Regions from separate parts of the Mus musculus genome. Here region 2 is linked to region 1. The links are chromatin contacts, found by Hi-C in ENCODE. All regions are on one chromosome and are shown on one strand. Each heading gives the region's core, a stretch centred on a gene start or an enhancer-like site at or near the end of the contact. The rest is flanking DNA. Distances are from core to core; before and after follow the strand shown. Region 1 holds the start of Abcc10 (ATP-binding cassette, sub-family C (CFTR/MRP), member 10). Region 2 has its middle 25 kb from the start of Vegfa.

The links. Hi-C counts contacts between places; a loop is a spot of excess contacts on that map.
Region 2: a map of gastrocnemius shows a loop between it and region 1 (3-fold over the local background). The contact joins the enhancer-like site here to the promoter of Abcc10 in region 1. A Hi-C loop is called at or near these places in 1 of 37 maps with a recorded cell type or tissue (gastrocnemius).

What each region holds. Positions count from the first base shown.
Region 1 is chr17:46,323,116-46,329,853 of GRCm38, forward strand. It overlaps Abcc10 (ATP-binding cassette, sub-family C (CFTR/MRP), member 10), which reads right to left and starts at 4,908. Exons shown (of 21, transcript NM_170680.2): 1 at 4,657-4,908; 2 at 578-1,799; 3 at 237-464. The coding sequence starts at 4,817.
Region 2 is chr17:46,054,487-46,060,920 of GRCm38, forward strand. No RefSeq gene overlaps it. Among named protein-coding and RNA genes, the nearest start is that of Vegfa, 25 kb to the left of the region's middle. Within about 2 kb of position 2,025, at least 1 of the 3 ENCODE cell types and tissues checked has a DNase peak (open chromatin) inside an H3K27ac peak, as active enhancers do; it is gastrocnemius, where a contact is called at or near this core.

The sequences.
Region 1 (6,738 bases), core at 3,658-6,157:
TTCTATAAGAAAGCAGGCTGAGCAAGCCATGAGGGGCAAGCCAGTAAGCAGCATCCCTCCCTGGTCTCTGCATCAGCTCCTGCCTCCAGGTTCCTGCCCTGACTGAGTTTCTGCCCTCATTGCTTTGGATGATGAACGGTCACATGGAACGGCGAGTGAAATCAGCCCTTCCCTTCCCCGTTCGCTTTGGTTCTGGTGTTTCGTCACAGCAATAGTCGCCCCTCCTTAGCGCTCACCTTGGTGGCAGTGAGCTGGTGCCCCATGAGGACATAGGTGATGAAGATGGTGATGCAGATGACCACTGGCAGGGCAGCCCAGAGGTACACACAGGCTGCATCCAAGTATTTGATAACACGGAGTCGTCCCAGCTCTTTAGTCCGGCAAGCCTTCACTCGGTCCCCCAGAGCCTGCTCCCACCTGAAGAATTTGATGACTCGAATGCCACTCAGTAACTCTGTCATGAGCTGGAGACAGGGACAGAAGAGTGCTGTGGAGCTCAGACGTGGCTCGCGCTCCTTCTCTGCCTGTTGCTGGGTGGGGCCCCCCAAATGGCCGAAGGACCCCAGAAGCCCCTCACCTTAACCCGTGCATCCTTGTGCCGTAGCATCTCCTGGTTGCTGGCCATGATTCGGGTGGCAATCACTTTGTTGACAGGTACCAGCAGCAGCGCCAAGACCAGCCCAGCCAGGAAGGCCATGCCCACCTGCTGGTACAGCAGGTAGAGAGTGATGGCCAGCTGCAGAGGCAGGCCCCAGGCCTCATGGAAGCTGCCAGCAAAGTTGAGCAGCCTCTCGGAGTCGGTGCCTAGTAGGTTCAGGACCTCCCCGGTGGGAGGGCGGCTGGGCCCAAGCTTCAGGGCTTTGCGGTAGAGGGTGCTCAGCACAGCCACTCGTGCCTGAAGTGTCACTTTACGGACCTCATACCCATACTGATTCTGCAGCACAGCACTTATCACAGTCCCACCAGCCAACCCCAGGACATAGAGCAGGCCGTGGCTTAGAGGCTCTTGACCTTCCTCCAGGAAGCCCACCAGGAGGGAGAGCAGCAGAGGCCCGGAGAATCCCAGCATGGTCCCCACCATCTTCAACAGTCCAAGGGCCAGGTAGCAACATCCAAAGGCCCTGTACAGGGCCCTCCACAGTTGGGCCCCCTCCTTCCAATGTGCTTGGAAAACTCGGGCCAGGAAGGCAGGATGCAGCCTGCGGGGGAGGCGGCAAGTGTCCCGGGGCTGCTGGAGCTCTCCTCGGACTCCACGAGCAAGCAAGGGTGCCAACCAGGCATAGGAAAAGCGTGACAGCCAACTCTCTCCATCTTCAGCTACCTCTGTTTCTTGACTCTCAGAGGACAGGAAGGGATCATGAGTCCAGGGCTCTTGTGGTCCCCCAGGGGCTGCCCAGCCCAACCCATAGGCCAAGACTGCTGCCAGTTGCAGAATGAGAAGACACACACGGCCCAGAGGTCCTGGGAGAAGTGGGGGCAGAAATGTACCTCGCTGGCAATGCCACAGCAGAGTTAGTACCAGGGCCGGGGTTGGTAGAAAGGCTGCCAGAGCCAAGGCCAAGGGTCCACGGGAACGGCCATGAGGGGAATGAACCAGTGCCCACAGGGCCAGGCTGTGGGTGAACCAGGCCACAGCTGTCACACACCCTGCTAGCACCTCTAGCCATAAGGGCCCTGGGCGTGACCCTGGAGGCAAAACAACTGGAAGGAGGTCTAGCAGTGGGAAGATGGAAAGGAGGAAGGATGCTGCGAGTCGGAGGCGCCAGCCAGGATTGAGAGCTGGGGAGTGATTGGTAGTCCTGGGAAAGAAAGAGAAGAAAAGAAGACCGCAGATCATGGTGACTCATGGCTCAGACACACCCATCACCTTCAACCAGCGGGAGGAGGTAAATTCCCTTTCTGGTCTGCACATGGCACTCCTGCCCTCCTTACAAAGCCTCTCCTTACAGGAAGCCTTCCTAGATTGCCCAATCCATTTTCTAATTTGCCCACAGGTTTTCTGATTCATTCTTTTGCCACAGGTACAAACAAGCCTGAGTTAAGGTTGTATGTACTGTGAAGATTCCAATGAGAAAAACCCACGAATTTTACACAAAGATACACACTTTTTATAAAAAGGGTCCACAAGAGAGTGCCTGAAAGTCACCTGAAACCTCCTAGGGAAACATTTACTTACCTGCAGCTCTTGTCCTGTAACAGGAGAACCTACATTTAAAAAAGTCTCAGAATATTCTACTCCTGTCTTTTCCCTAATTGTAAGAAGTGGTGTACATCACTGTGTGACCTCTCAGCTCAAGAGGAACTTCTTTCAGTTCTGCCTATTTCCTCTTAACATCACAACTGTTTTTCATAAACAACAACTGCCACAACAAAAGGTTTACATTAAGAATCAAAAACAAGAAACCAAGCCGGGCTGTGTTGGCGCGCGTCTTTAATCCCAGCACTTGGGAGGCAGAGGCAGGTGGATCTTTGAGTTTGATTCCAGCCTGGTCTACAGAGTGAGTTCCAGGAATAGTCTGGCTACACAGAGAAATCCTGTCTGGGAAAAAAAAACAAACACAGGGGCTGGAGAGATGGCTCAGTAGTTAAGAGCACTCGCTGCTCAAGGACAGCTGAGTTCAGTTCCTAGCAGCCATGTCAGAAAGCTCACAACTGCCTACAACTCCAGCTCCAGAGGCTCCTCTATCCTCTTCTGAACTCCACAGGCATTTGTGGACACACACACACAATACACTTGAACAATGGAAACAGCCTTTAATCACAGCACTAGTGAGGCAGAAGCAAGTGGTCAGTTTGAACTCTGTGAGTTCAAGGTCAGCCTGGTCTACTTAGCAAGGTCTAGGCCAGCCAGTGCTATATAGTAAGATCCTGGGCGGGGAGGGGGGAACCCTCAAATATCTCAAATATAGGCTGGGTGTGGTGGAGTACACCTGTAACATCAGCAGTTGGGAGCTGGGTCAGGAGGGCCATAAACTCAAGCCAAATTTGGGCTATTTAATACCTCATCTCAACACCCTTCTCCCCTCAAAGAGAATCAAACACAGGGTCAGTCGTGACGGTACAGACTTGTCATCCCAGGACCAGGTAGGGTGGAGATGCAAAAGATTTCCAAGGCTACATAGCAAAGCTTTGTCTTACAAAAAAAAAAAAAATCAAAGAGAAAAAAGTTATAGCAGTGACTATCAGAATGCATTTCCAAGTTCACATAAAAGAAAACTGGGTTGGTAGAGATGTTCTTGCAGAGGATCTGAGGTCAGTTCCGAGCACCCATATGATAGCTCACTGTCCTCTGTAACACTAGTTCCAGGGCACCCAATGCCATCTTTTACCCGACATGCATGTAGCACATATGAATAATTGCTGTCGAACACTCTTATGCATAAAACTCTTCCAGTATTTTTAAAAAGAATGAAATTGGGGCTAGAGAGACAGCCGGGCAGTTAAGAGCACTGGCTGCTCTTACAGAGGACCAAGGGTTCAGTTCCCAGCACTCACATGGCAGCTCATGGCTGTCTGAAACTCCAATTCCAGGGGATCTGATGCCCTCCCCTCTGGCCTCCTCAGGCATTGCACCCAAGTGGTGCACAGTCATACAGTTGGGCAAAATCAATCAACCAACTGATCAAAAAAGCAGAGGGTGAGGCTGGAGCCATATTTCTTTAATCCCAGTACTTAGAAGGCAGGAGCAGGCAGATCTCCTTGAGTTCTAGGCCGGGCATACAGAATGACACCCTATTTCAACAACACAAAACAACTCAACTGAGTCTGTTAAGCTCTTTGCAGTCCTAAAAAATGTTTATCTATAAACTAGACACTTTAGTTCCTTTTGTTCCCTCTCATGTGGCCCAAGCTGAGATCCCTCTGCCTCTAGAAAAGCTTAGACTAGACCACCCCTTTTTTTTTTTTTTTTTTTTTTTGACAGGCGCTCTCTTATTAGCCCTGCCTGGCCTGGAACTCACTTTGTAGACCAGGCTGGCCTTGGACTCACAGGCATCCATCCACCTGCCTCTGTCTCCCAAGAGTTGGGATTAAAGGCTTCACATGCCTGACCTGAGCAGGCTTGCTGTGGGTGTCTGTACTAACCTCTTCTAGGCTTTTGCTTCATTCTGCAAAAGGGACAGAAGGACTTAACTTGGCCATCCAAGAACTAAATATAAAATCAAGGCGAGTGTAGCACCAACACCTCACAACACAAAGCCAAGTTAGTTCTAAGATTTTGATTTCGTTACTCTTCTTCCTACAGCTTCTCTCCAGCAGAGTCTACATGGGCTTTTAGCCTAGGGATAGCAGGGCTTGCTGGATGGAAGTGGCGTGCCACTGGCCCTATACAAGCATCCTTTTTTTTTTTTTTTTTTTTTTTTTTTGCTAAAACGTTTATCTAAGTTTGCCTCCAATTCATGGCAGCTCCACTAGGACATTTAAAACTCTGCAAGAGAGATGCATTGGCAACTTTAAGGATATGACAGGCGCCGCACTCGGTGTTTAAACGCCTTGTGTCATTGAACCCGCTCAAAACTGCGGAGACTCCGAGAAGGTAGGTGGCTTGCTCAACTGAGTGCGAACAGTCAGCTTTTATTCTGCTTCTGCCCTACAGAGACCTCGCAATCCCAGGGACATCTGGGAGCGATGTGAGTTGGTGCCTCGTTGCAGTCTCACCTTGGGGTGCCCAAGTGGCAGGCACTGAGGACGGCGAGGAGCGCGTGGGGAAGGGCGCTGAGCACCAGCTGGGTGAAGCAGTGGCCCGTCGTGTCCCCTTCCCACAGCGGGAGCGGCCGCGCCGCGTCCGTGCCACACAGCTGGGCCAGGAGCCCCTCCATAGACACCTCACCCGGGCGGAAGCCAAGAGTGACAAGGCTCGGGGACTGAGTCCCCCGCTGAATCCCCGCCCCCTAGGCGGGACCGCCCCTTGCTTCCGCTTCGAGCTAGAGCCCGCCCATTCTTGAGGTACTTCCGGGGCTGGAGAGGAAGTCGCTGTCCCCGGGGCAGGCCAGTTTCTAGATCCTGGTACTTACGTTCACCCTCCTGTCTCCCGCACTTGGAAACCTAAGCGCCTTTGAGCTGTTTTAATATCTCAAGTGTTTGTGGGTGAGAAAGGACGCGCTGCCAGGTCAGGGTGCTGCGCCACGATGCTAGGGCCCTCTAGAGGCAGGAAGACCTGTTAACGGGTGCTGTTCGCAGTTTTTGGTTATTTTCGCCCATGGGGGTAAGGATGCTCTAACGCGTGCCAGCCTCTGCGCGTGCGTACAGCTCTGCCTCGGGGAGCTGTCCCGGGAGCGCGATGGTGTTTGCGCACGTTTCTGTCTTTTGGCTTGCGCAGTGACCCACCCAGTCCTGTCCTTGTGCAAATTCATTAAGACCCTGGCACGTGGAGCGCTCGCTCTCGCTTACCTATTGCATACTAGTTGACAAATGCACAGCGTTTAAAGAGCTGGAAATCCAAACATGCCTGCCACGCTGAGGAATGCTTGAGGACAAAAGGCTATTCCTGTATCCTAAGGCTACAAGATCTTGAAAGTATCCAACTTACTTGAGCCTTGGTTTTTTGTTTTTTGTTTTTTTTTTTTTTGGCTTTTTTTTTTTTCGATTGAGATGATAATACCAACCCAAGTATTGTGAAATTTGTATAATTTAAAATGTTTATGTCAAGGCCTTAAAATGTTTATGTCTAAAGCTGTGGCTCAAAGATTAAGAAGAGTGCTTCCTGCTCTTGCACAGGACCTGGATTTGATTTCCAGCACCCGTGTAAGAAGGCTCCAGCTCCAGGGATCCAAGGCCTTCTTGGTCTCTGTAAGCACCTGCACACACATACATATAAACTTTAAAAAAAAAGTGTTCAGGTCACGTGCTTTGCTTAGTCATTCCTAAATATTTCAGAGTGATGGGAAGAACGGAAACTTTTGGTTATCCAGATAGATGTTGGTTCGGACCCTGACCCACCAATTTTAGCAGCGCGATGAGATTAGTTTCATTTTAGCTTTATGTTTGCAAGGTGTATATTGGTACTGACTTCATGAGAGTGTTCAGTGTTGTGGGAATAGTTTGGGTTTTTTTCCCCCCAAAATATTTGCCTTCAGAAACTGAAGACCTTGAAACCAAATTAAAGATTTGAGACATTTAAAATTATGTACCTGTCTTGTTTCCCTACTGTGTATTCAATCTGTTTAAATTTATTTAAAAATATTTCTAGAAGAAAGTCCTTATTCCTTTCACATGCCATGTTTTCTGATATATATATATCCCTTATTAATCATACACACAGTACACAGATAAATGACATATTAGACAACAGAGACAGAAGGTACAGGGAGAGAAATGAATTCAAAATCTTTTTTTTTGTTGTTTTTTGTTTTTCAAGACAGGGTTTCTCTGTGTAGCCCTGGCTGTCCTGGAACTCACTCTGTAGACCAGGCTAGCCTTGAACTCAGAAATTCGCCAGCCTCTGCTTCCCAAGTGCTGGGATTAAAGGCGTGCGCCACCACACCCGGCTGAGAATTCAAATTCTTATTCATGGCTTAAACCCCTCCAAGGGGAAGAACATTTTTCTTTATTGATGAGGCATGGATACACAATATCCACTCACATGAAGATCTCCCTGAAGAGAAGTACTTCCATAGGTAATTGTGAAGATTCCCCTTGGGTCTCAATAAAAAGCTCTACATTTATTTATTTATTTGGTTTTTTGAGACAGGGTTTCTCTGTGTAACCCTGGCTGTCCTGGAACTCACTCTGTAGACCAGG
Region 2 (6,434 bases), core at 775-3,274, 270 kb before region 1:
AACGAGCAAGGAGGGACGGCCACCTACTGTTCAAGCTGATCCACAGAAAAAAGGCCCTGTCTCTCAGCCAGGACCAATGTCTCTCTGACATTCCATCTCGAACAGCCAAGCCTGGGTGCTCTTCACAGGAAAGGCCAGCCTGACCTGGGGCACTGAAGGCGGGGACTCAGAGGCAGTGATTTGACAGGTGTAGGTGAACGCTGGTTAATTAACTAGCAACTGAGGCCAAAACCTGCCTTTCTACACACCCCCTCCTAGCATCTCCAAAGGTCCACAGGTTTTACGTACATTTTGGAGTTTCCAAGCTGTCTCCCGTCCTTGCCTGACCCCTCTACCTCCAACCCTTCAAGTTCTCAAAGATCTCAGAACGATGCAAGACTCAACTCACAACTGGCTCAGTCTCTGTGTGCTCTCTCTTGCTGTGCATGGACACCTTGACCAAAAGCAATCTGAGGAGGAAAACCCATTTCCGCTTCCAGGGAGGCCAGGAGCGGAGGCTGGAGGCTGAAGCAGAAACCATAGAGGAAACACACGACAGTGTCAGCCAGGTGTGGTGGAGCACACTGTTAAGCCCAGCACTGGGGAAGCAGAGGCAGGCAGGTCTCTTGAGTTCGAGGCCAGCCTGATCTACAGATTGAGTTCCTGGACAGGACTATGTATATATGAAGAGACCCTGCCTCTAACAAACAATAAAAAGTAAAACAGGTAAGACAGCCTCTCTCTCTCTCTCTCTCTCTCTCTCTCTCACACACACACACACACACACACACACACACAAGCACAGCCGATCCAATGGAAGTAATTCTTCACCTGAAATTTCCTCTTCCTATGCTATTCCGGTTTGTGTCAGGTTGATGATTTAAAAAAAAAAAACAAAAAACAAAAAACATGCCGGGCATGGTGGCATGGTGGCGCATGCCTTTAATCCAAGCACTTGGGAGGCAGAGGCAGGCAGATTTCTAAGTTCGAGGCCAGCCTGGTCTACAAAGTGAGTTCCAGGACAGCCAGGGCAACACAGAGAAACCCTGTCTCAAAAACAAAACAACAACAACAAAAACAAAACAAGTAACACACCAACAGACTTTCATGTGCATATGAAATCTATGTACCAAAAACTGTGGTAGCCATGAATCCATACGCGAAGGGGAGGCTCAGCAATTAAGAGCACGTGCTGCTCTTCCCGAGGGCCAGAGCTTGGTTCCCATTCCCTATGTCAGGCAGTGCGACAGCTCCAGTCTTCAAGAGCACTCACATGCATGTATGCATATGCGGACACAAACACAGATGTATATGCGTAAATAATTTTGCTTAAGAGTTGACATTCAATGAACCAAGTTCCTCATGTACCAGGAACCGCATTGCTGGCTCTGCACGTCTAATAACGTCAAGTGTTCTAAGTAAACAGCATTGGCTGCAGGGAGGGAGGAATGTGTACAAGAGAGACGCTGATGAAAATGTTTTTAACTTTAGTTCGATTCTCTGACACACATTTTTCACATTCTCCCACATCTCTGAAATCAGGATGTCCCTTGCAACCAGTAACAAGAAGGCACTGTGTCATAGTTTAGTTAGGCAGCCTGCATCTGGTTTGGATAAAATATACCATCTAGGCAAACTAACTATGCTTTTTCAACTGACAGTGGGTGACACATGGAACCTGTATTGTGGATTTCAAGTTTGTGGGGGCACCGGGGTGTAGAGCATGTGTCATCCATCAATCTGAGAGTTTTCTGGGGAAGAGGCCCTTTCCTCCCCAGAGCTCTGCCACAGCCCAAGCCTAGCACAGCCAGCCCCAAACCCGGGCTGATGGAAGCAAAGGAAACTGTGAGCCTCCACTGAAGCCCTTCTCGTTAGAGAAGGAAGAACCCAGGGAGAAGCCATTCCCTGCAGCCCCCAGGGGGAATAGAGGTGAAAGGGAAGGGGAGGATTGCCCCACTCCTCTCCAGGAACCTCAGGCCAATGGAAACATGCTGGCTGGCTTCAGTCACTCGGCGACCAGCCATCCGGGCTAACTAGGAGCCAATTGTAAACCCAGCACAAATGCCGGCCTAGCCTCTTCCAACTTAGGCTGTGTTTACCTGCCAAAACATGCCCCCATTGGCCTTGCCCTCTGCCCTCCGGCTGGCCCAGGCAGGGCAAAGGCTTAAAATGCCAGCCCCAGTGTAAAGCTAAGGAAGCCGATCTCTGAAGCCCTATGTGACCCACCCCGGGCTGAGCAGTTCCCTGAACCTGCCCTCTGGGCCCCACCAGGAGGCAGGGGATCTCCAGGGGCAAGGGGGTAAGAGGAAGGGAGAAGTGGCTTGTGCCAGGGACTCTCCTACTTGGTCAGAGATTGCCACCACCTCCTTCTCTTTGCCCTCTTTTCCCAGGACTCATTCATCCAGTTAAAGGCCTGTCTTCTACTTCCTATACATTTGTCCTGGAATCTGAGGGGCTCATAAACGTTCGCCGACCACTACAACAGATGCCTAAACTCAGAGAGATAATGCCTTGTCCCTCCTAGCCTGACCTGGGGGTGGGGCCTCTTTATTTAGGGGATGCGAGTCCTTCCTTATCCTTTAGGATTAGTGTCTTCCTTAACAAGGTCCAAGACTAGGGTTCAAGGACTAGGAAAGGAAGCTTTCTTTAGACCTGGGTAGGGAGATGCACTTCAGCCCATGCTGCCTTGGTCCTTCCTGCCCACTCCCTGCCTTGGGAGGTTAACTACTAGACCCTGCTAGGGTGCAAATGGGAGCCTAAAAGAACAGTTTGCCACCCCCCTCCAACACACACACACACACACACACACACACACATACTGTGGCCTCCAGGGCTATGAAACCATGCTCTTCCAGAGCCGCACAGAATCCCCACTCAGCCTTCAGCCCTGGAGCCTGGCCCTGCAGCCTGTCTAACACCAGAGGCCTACAGGTGGATTTCTCGGCTATTTTCCTTCCTCACCTGCCCAGGGATGCAGAAGTGGGCCAAGAGCCAATCTAGTGCTCCTACGCCCAGCCCAGCATCCCCAGCCCAGAACTATCTTAGTTGCTATACAGATTGCAACATAAGCTATCAAAGGGGAAACTGGGGTCCAGAGAAGCAACTTGCTGGGTGTCACTCACTCCCAGGGAGTCTGCTTCTTGATCTTAGAGGAATCTTGATCCTTAGGCTACTCTTGAAAGGCTGAAGGGTAGAACTCAAGTGTAAGACTGAGTCTTGAGGTTGAAGCTCTCTCTCTCTCCCTCTCTCTCTCTCTCTCTCTCTCATGTTCTCTCTAATTGTTTTTGTTTTCTAATGGTTTGGGGTTTTGCTTGCTTTTGAGTTTTGGTTTGGTTTGATTTGGTTTTGATTTTTTGTGGGGGAGGGATTTAGATAGGGTCCCACTATATAGCCCTGACTGGCTTAGAATGTGTCACTATGGAGACCAGGTTGACCTGGAATTCCAAGATCAGCCTGCCTCTGACTCCAGAGTTCTGTACTTTGAGGTGTGTGCATCACATTAGCCAGCTCCCCCTCCCCCACAGTCTCACGTATTTCAGACTAGTCTCAAATACACTGTGTCGCTGAGGGTTGCCTTGGCTCCTGATCCTCCTGCCTCAACCTCTCAAGTTTGGGGTACAGGTATCCATTACCTTGCATGGCTCCGGAATGAGGTGCTGGGGTTGACCCAAGATCAGAAGGAGGGGCTGGTTCTGTCTTGCCAGGTGTGCTGAATAGTTTTATGTCAACTCGACAGAGCTAGAGTCATCAAAGGGGAGTAAGCCTCAATTGAGAAAAATCCCTACATTAAGATCCAGCTGTAGGGCACTTGCTTAATTAGTGATCGATAGTGGAAGGCCCAGCCCACTGTGGGTAGTGCCATCACTGGGCTGGTGGTCCTGGGTTGTATAAGAAAACAGGCTAAGCAAGCCATGAGGAGCAAGCAACCCCACCATGGCCTCTGCATCAGCTCCTGCCTCCAGGATCCTGCTCTGTTTGAGTTCCTGTCCTGATTTCCTTCAGTGATGAACTGTGGTATGAAAAAAAAAAATGTAAGCCAAATAAACCCTTTCCTCCCCAAGTTGCTTTGGCCATGGTGTTTCATCACAGTAAAAGAAACTGTAACTAAGACACAAGGCTTGTCCCAGTCCCCACCCACAGGGGCCAGAGCAATTAGGAATTTGTGACACACCTGTGTGCTCCCTCTTTGCTGCTCACTAAGTCCCCTCTCAGCTTCAGCCTCCCTGCCCACCACAACCACAGAGGAGAACTGTCCTTGGGAGCATCCACTAAGCCTACAAGCTTAAAGAGTCACTCGGACTCTTTAAGTCCAGTGCCAGGTGGCAAGTGCCGTATCTCATCTCCCTCCTGCCTCTCTCCAGCTCTGGGTATAAGGGCTGGCTCTTGGAAACACTCAGGAACTTCTAGGTGACTGACGAAAAGGAACAGACACCAACGAGGCATGGATCTGCCCCAAGAGGAGACCACTGAATGGGAAAGACTGGTATAGGTATTCATTACAATACAAAGCAGGTAGGGAATGGTGGTACCCCACTGGAGAGACAGATGGATCCCCGCCTGGGAGTTACCGAAGGCTGCAAGGAGGAGGCAAAAAATTATACCAGTCATAATAACAATACTAGTGGTTGTGGTTTCTTCTTATAGGATATGTGTCTTATACTTTCCTACAATGTGGTTTCTTCTTATAGGATATGTGTCTTAGTACTTTTAATAATATTTATGAGGTATTACTATCTGAGGTAGATACCATTTAATACGGCGTGGTACAAATGAGAAAGCTGAAGTCCAGGTGAAGGAATTAGCCCAGAACCACCCAACCGTCATAAACGAGCCAAGTCATAATTTGAACCCAGTTCTGGCCCGGAGCCAAGAAACGAGACTGGCGTTCACAAGGCTTGGTGTGGCAGGGAGGGAAAACTGCATACTGGCATCCCCTGGACCACATCCGGTCCTCGGACATGTCCCGTCTGGTCCACCGTTGTGCCATCCAGAGTCCTTGAAGAAGGTGCAGCATTTGCCAGCCAGAAGGTAAACAGTGGGGAGGGGGGAGCTTCAGAGCCTCACATACCAGAGATGCACAACCATTTCAGGCTGCACGGCACGCCTCCCCCACCCCTCAGCCCACCTCCCTTGTCCCAGTTACCTGTCTGGCCCTTGTAAACATTTAAGTTAGAGGACCTGGAGTAGAGCCCAGTACACGGAGGGGGAATTAGCAGCTAGTAACCAAGGGAAGGTTCTTTGAGGTCAGAACACAAAGGGCCTTGAACTTTGAGCTGTAGAATATGGGCATTGTTTCTGCAATAACTGTAATTGCAAACTGGACACTACCAGAAAGGGTACAAGCACGCCCAGTCACGCGCGCGCGCGCGCGTGTGTGTGTGTGTGTGTGCGTGTGTGCACGTGTGCGTGTACATGTGTGCGCATGTGTGTGTGTGCACTCGAGTATACACTGGAGCTGGGAAACAAGCTTAAATTGGTGTCACCTGTACCCAAAGGATCTCAAGAGAAACTCTGTGTGTGTGCGACCGTGTGCGCGTGGATGTATGCATGCTACAACACACATGCAGAGGTCAGAGACCAACTTCAAATGTTGCTCTTCACCTTCCATCTCGCTCAGGACATGGCTTGTTGTTGTTTTTTCCATTGTGTATGTGTCACAAGAGCTGGCCTCACAGTGAGTCTCCCACCTCATGTCTTCTCACAAGATTGCAGGAATTACTGACACACTATGCATCGGGTTCTAAGGATTCAAACTCAGCTTCTTGCACTTCCATGGCTGGACTGTTTCCCCCAGCCCTGAGAGAACCCTCTGAATTGCTACTGTCTGGGAGTTTACATAGCAGCTGCCCCAGACCTAGTCTATTCTCTCTTTCTAAGCAGGTTCTTTTGGCCCACGTTGTCCCCTTGACCCCAGGAACTCCACAGTGAGAGCTGGCAGGCCCCGGAGAGAATGCAAGGTTTAGGACTGGAATTTCCCTCTGGGTGGGTGGGGCCTATCAGGTGAGCCAGGTAGCAGGGATGGAGGCTGAGTGGAAAAATTTGGCCTGTTCCAGTCCCTTCTCCCAGTGACTCAGGCCCACAGTGGGCAAGGAGCACGGGGAGGGACAAGTCAAGAACCCACAGAGAAATTTCTGACTCTTTGGCTCTAGCACCATCCAGCTCACCTCTGCCAAACACACACACACACACACACACACACACACACACACACACACACATCCTGAATCACTACCATCTGACTTGGGACCACATCCTGGATTCTGTCCTTAGTCTGCCAGAACAGGGCAGCAGCTATTTGTACCCAAGCCTTCCCATGTTGAGGGGGTAGAAAAAGGTCTCTGACAAAGTCCATAGTGGACTTGGGACAACATTGCCAAAGTTAGTAAATAAAGGTGCAAGAAACCCTGGTCCAAGCAATGTTTGAAACACATAGATAGATAGATAGATAGATAGAT